Regions from separate parts of the Homo sapiens genome. Here region 2 is linked to region 1. Evidence: chromatin loops called from intact Hi-C (ENCODE). Cell type or tissue: CD4-positive, alpha-beta T cell. All regions are shown on one strand. Links, peaks and the distances in the headings refer to the core of each region. The heading gives the core; the rest is flanking DNA.

The links. Hi-C counts contacts between places; a loop is a spot of excess contacts. Peaks named below come from ENCODE experiments on the same cell type or tissue, not always from the same donor. Only the 100,000 strongest peaks of a DNase experiment are listed, where the experiment ranks them.
Region 2: it touches region 1 in a loop (2.2-fold over the local background); 16 of 110 quality-filtered maps call a loop at or near these places.

Annotation. Positions count from the first base shown.
Region 1 is chr7:142,518,864-142,521,782 of GRCh38, forward strand. It overlaps TRB and TRBV5-7. Among named protein-coding and RNA genes, the nearest start is that of MIR11400, 46 kb to the left of the region's middle. In CD4-positive, alpha-beta T cell, for the core only: no CTCF peak of the experiment used is centred there; a DNase peak (open chromatin) is centred at 1,708; H3K27ac peaks cover 1,419 bases.
Region 2 is chr7:142,471,021-142,473,939 of GRCh38, forward strand. It overlaps TRB. Among named protein-coding and RNA genes, the nearest start is that of MIR11400, 2.0 kb to the right of the region's middle. In CD4-positive, alpha-beta T cell, for the core only: no CTCF peak of the experiment used is centred there; no DNase peak of the experiment used is centred there.

The DNA.
Region 1 (2,919 bases), core at 306-2,805:
GCTGTAACAAGTACCTGAAAATGTAGAAACAGCTTTAGTTAATGGGAAATGGCTAATGGATAGAGGTTGGAAGAATTCAGAGAAGCAGACTAGCAAAAGCCTAGATTGCTGAAAACAGAGCATTAAGGGCATTTCTGGTGAAAGCTCAGGGGGAAATGAGGAACAAGGTATCAGAAATTGAAGTAAATGCCATCCTTCTCATAAGTAGCAAAAACCTTGGCAACATTGTGTCCTGTTCTAGGACTTTATGGAATATAAAATTATGAGCCATTAGCTAGGATATCTGCTGAAAGAAATATCTAAGCTGCAAAGCATTCAGGCCACTGTGTGACTACTTTTAGGCACCAGGCAATTTAACCCAGCAAGAAGGCAGCCAAGGGAATAGATTTTGCAAACCAGCACAGATGGTGACACTACCTCCCTCTGCTGTCCTGTCTCCCATAAGCCAAACTCACTCTGAAGTTAGAGAAAAGAGGAGACAGTTAACATGATACACTGGAGTCAGCCTGTGAAGGCAGGGTGGATCTGGAGGGATTAACATAAACTTTCCAGAGCACTACATATAGGATGGCCTTGAGGGTGTTGAGTCCAAAGCTGGCTAGGTCTGTGGTGTGAGCTGATAAGGCCCTAGATTTATTTCTGGGGAATCTGCACTCTTAATAATTTACAGACAACACAGGTCTGCTTTGGATCTGATCAGATGGACTAAATCTTGGGGCCTCTGTACCGCTGGCCACTCAGGAAATGGGTTGGGAATGTTGCCTGGGACAGGAAAATATAGTAAGAAACCTTGGTGTGAATCTAGCTTCAGAAAGATGATGTGAGGAGAGCAAGGAAGAGCTGGAAACTGATGGTTTAATCACAGGCTCCTCACCATCTGCTGATAGGCAGGTGTGCGAGCTCCAGCATGGAGCACCGCAGCACTAGGTCAGAGGAGGGTGATAGGGTGATGGGGCAGCCTGTGAGCTGGGGCAGTTAGGCAGAGGAGCAACTGTATCACCACAGAAGCTTCTGCCTTCACCCATCCCTCCAGCTCGGCAGGACAGGTAGAGAGTCCAGTGTCCGTGGAGCACTAGACCTAAGGAAGGCTGCATAGGGAAGACACAAGACAGTGACATCACAGCATACCCCTCCCATCAGGAAAATCAAGGCCCAGAACTCACTCAGCTCTTTCCCAGGAGGACCAAGCCCTGAATCAGGTGCAGTGCTGCCTGCCCCACTGTGCCATGGGCCCCGGGCTCCTCTGCTGGGTGCTGCTTTGTCCCCTAGGAGAAGGTGAGTCCCGGGCACAGGACAGCTGCTCCATTCTCAGCTTTCCCACCCCTGTGTCCTCCACTTTACCTTGGGGAGGACCTCCAGGCTGTCTCCAGTGCTCATTATACATCTGCTTTTCCCACAGGCCCAGTGGACGCTGGAGTCACCCAAAGTCCCACACACCTGATCAAAACGAGAGGACAGCACGTGACTCTGAGATGCTCTCCTATCTCTGGGCACACCAGTGTGTCCTCGTACCAACAGGCCCTGGGTCAGGGGCCCCAGTTTATCTTTCAGTATTATGAGAAAGAAGAGAGAGGAAGAGGAAACTTCCCTGATCAATTCTCAGGTCACCAGTTCCCTAACTATAGCTCTGAGCTGAATGTGAACGCCTTGTTGCTAGGGGACTCGGCCCTCTATCTCTGTGCCAGCAGCTTGGCACAGCCCAGCAGAGTCACTGACATTCTGTATATAAACTTCCGCCTTAGCTTTGACTTGAGAACTGCAGGCCCCACCCAGGTTTCACTCCTTCAAGGGAAGCTTTTAGTTGTTTGGAAGGCATGTCTTGTGTCCTACTGAGGGCAGACCTTTCCCAACCAATAGAGCCCAGGTTTCCTGTGCCCTGAGTGTGCCTGCTTCTGTGCTGCAACTTCTTGTAGTTTGTCACTTCCTGGATAACTTCAGTAGAAGAGTGACTGTTGAGCCCCAGATACGTGCTAGATTCTTCGTATTTGTTACATAGCTTAAGGGCTTTCCACACTCTTGCACATCAAACATTTCTATTCTTCCTTTATAGATAGAAGGCTCAGGGACATTGAGTCATTTTCCCCAGTGTCTCTTGGCTTGTAAGGATCAGAAGTAGGAAACAAACTAGTCCATCCATTTTCCACCTACCCCCCTGCTCCATCATCACCTTCTGCATCCTGGTCAGTAAGTCAGAGCCCTCGCACTGCCCTCTAGTGACCAGCAGGGCTGCAGTAGACGCTCAGATGCCTTCAGGGGTCATTACTATGGCCTCTTCATTAGCAACTTTGAGGAATGTTAAATTTAACACTTTTTAAAAATCATTTATATGCATTCCCTTTGTCTTTCCCCAGTCTGCAGCTTATGTTTTCACTTTTATGGTGTTTTTTTGATGCACAAGAGTTTAATTTAATGCAACAAAAACTAAAATCAATTTTGTTTGTGTGTAGACAAAAACCGCTTTCTTATATAAATGTCTAAGCGTAGTTTTATCAATTTATTCTAGTAAAATTTAAGCTTGGATTTTCACCACTAAGAATAAATGTACCTGAAGTATATCTTATGTAAGAAATAAGATAGAGACCTAGGAATGGGAGGGAAGGACATATGTTCAGTGAAGAAGTAATAGCCTGTCAAAGAGAGCCCTAAAGTAGACCCCCAGAGCTGATGGTGGAGAGGTAAGTGGAGGGCAAATGATCATGAACCTTGTCCGTTTGTTACCTTGTAGAAGAAAGGCAGCCAGGAGTGGAGACCACATGGGTGAAGGTTTATGACTTGACTGTAGGTTGAAGGTGGCAGCAGGTAGAGGGAGGACTAGCAGGCAGAGGGCAGAGTCACTGGCTGGCAGGGGCAGTGGCATCATCAGTTGACTCTACTGACATCCAGGAATTATGTTCCCAATGCGCAAGTTGAAAAACTCCC
Region 2 (2,919 bases), core at 93-2,592, 48 kb before region 1:
GTCTCGATCTCCTGATCTCATGAACCACCTGCCTCGGTCTCCGAAAGTGCTGGGATTACAGGCGTGAGTCACCGTGCCCGGCCTCTCCACTCAATTTTTGAGCCCATGAGAGCTAAGGCTGTGCCTGCTGCATTAACAACATCAGTGCCTGGTGTGTGGGGATACCCATTTCACAGAGAATGGATGAGTGAACGAGAGGCTGAATGAGTGATGAGTGGGTGGACGAACCAATAGTAGGAACACACTACATCTACTGTAAACTGGCAGAGGTCTAGCATTAAGTACAAGAAAGCCCACCCCTTTGATTGCTGGGCTCAGGTCGATCTTGGAAATTGATGGGGAATCACTATCATGGCGGCCACATCTGGCTCAAGGCTTTCTCTTGTGGCTGCAGTACCTGACCTCCTCCAGGTCTCTGTGCTCTCTTTCAGGGTCTTTCCCCACAACAAATCTAGACAGATCAGAGATCCACTTCTAGAATTCCATCCTTAAAGGTTGTTCCTTGAAACCACTTCTGGTAAGAAAATCTCCATTAGGTTTGCATCAATAAAACAGGGCCACTACAAGTTTGAGAGTGTAACAGATTTATGATCAGAATTAGACTTTATGCATATGTGGGAGGAGCTGAGGAAGACAAGGTCTGGAGGAGAGAAGTCAGAAGGTGAGGGAGCCAGTCAGTAGTCAGGGCTCCTGAAGCTCTGGGCAGGACAGGCTAGAGTGGCAGGGACATGAGAGGATCAGAGCATACCAGGACATGCAGTGGGACCTTGAGCCGGGAGCACAGGAAAAGGCCAAGGAAACCTGCTTCTGGGGAAGCTGTTCCTTGTCTATGGGGGCCACCCCTGCAGGTGCACTGCCAAACACTGTGGGCAGCCTGGCTGCTGTTGGCCAACATTTGGGAAGATGAACTGGACACAGGGTGCAGAAGGAACAGGACTTCCGAGGTCTGTTGGATGCCTCTGTATCTGCTGGTCACTGACTCTCACTGTCTGACCACAATGACTTGCCAATTGTTATAGTGACTGTTTTATATCTGTCTTCTAAATTTTACCAAATGTATCCTTGACCATCTCTAACCAGAATGATAACAGAAATGGCATTCTGGGAAAGTCAGACTCTTCATTTGCAAAGTTGACTTAACACAATCCAGCACAGGATGGATTCTCCCAGATTAAGGCATCAGATCACACAACTGTCTCGACCTGCCACGGTCCATGGACTCCTCTCCGGGGGACACCTGTGCTGCCCAGGTGAATGTGGACACAATTTGTATGTAGATGTTCCAGACGCTGGTGACTAACTTTTCTTTTAATACTGTGTCTGAAGTCTCTCTCACCCAGAGGGTCTATATATGTATGAGTATATATGTATTTATAAATATGTATGTGTAATTTCTCCTTAGAAGAAAATGTCATGATGACTACATGGCTTAATGGCATTTATTTATGAAAGAGCTTTATTAAAAATAATTAGAAAATTTGAATTCTATTCTGAATTTTTCCTTGGGAGTGTCCTGAGAGCATTTTTGACCCTACCGACCTTTGTCATGTGTGTATTTGGCAGCCTAGAGTGCAGCAGTTATTGGCGCCATACATTAGGGAGTTAGACTGGAGATGGCTGCAAAATGACTGACTCTTAGTGTTATTCACTCTCACTCTGGGCCTCACTGGAATGTCACAGACTACCATCGAACAAATGGATTCCCAGTATGAAGAATATTAGGAGATAGCAATGAGGAAACATGAGCACAAGCAACAAACATTTGAAGTGCAAACCTGAAGACTCGAAATGTTGGCATTATAAGATATGAAAGTTTGGTGAGCTACATTTAAATGAACATGACGGGGAACTGAAACTAGGAAAAAGACAATGCCTGAAACCATCAACTTTCATAACAATTGTCAAAAAATATATCTAGGAATGCCTCATACAATCACTGAAAACAAAATGGAAAGTCAAACAGTTGATTAGCTCCTCCTACAGAGATTTTTAGTGATTTCAAAGATGGATCTGCAGGAGTGATCTAGAATGCAGCATGGAAAATGAAAAGTGAAATATGAAAGAAGTTAGAGAACAGGGAAGAAAAAAATGGATGTTTCCCATATATTAGAATATGCATATTTTTCATAATTTCCCATTTTTTGTTGCATATGATTGAATTTTCAGACAGATAAAATAGGTAGAATGTTATGAAGTGATATTTATGAGATGTTAGCTGAGAAGTTTTTTGAGGTGTTTAAGGACCTAAATTCAGAGTTTCCAGAATCACAATGAATCTCAAATAAGGCAGTCAAGTCATAAGCAAATTGTAGAACATGACGGACAAAGAGAAGATTTTGAAAGCCATCAGAAAGAAAAGACAAATACGTCCCATAGGAATAGATGGAGAACAACAGTAAGTTAAGACAGTGGTAAAAATAACCATTAGCTCAATTATCATTCTCCTTCATTTAAGGTAAGATTGATTAAAAAAAATAACTTTTAGAAGGGGAACATGAAAAATGACCGCTGTGAGTTTGCTATCAAGGTTTCTTTTCTGAATTACAGTTAAGAAAGGTGGGAAATGATCCCAGAAGAAAGGCATGAGGGCAGTTCGTGAGGTAACCCAAGTGATGGGGCTGCCCCGTTGGGCACGTGTGACTGAGGGAATGGAGGAGGCTGGGGCATAAATGGGGATGGCAGAGGGGACCCTGAATTGCAGGATAGACAATGAGCTAATGCCTTGGTGCCTTGTTTTGGGGATGCTGTTGGCACATCCTACAAGACATGCCCAGCAGACAGAGGAGTGGCTGTAGGATGAGAAGATGAACTCAGAGATGCAGTGTGAGGCCTCTGGCTCCAGACAGCACGGGAGCCCAAAGCAATGAGCCAGGCATTGATGTTGTTAAAAAGGAGCTTATAAATATTTAAAGTGTGTTC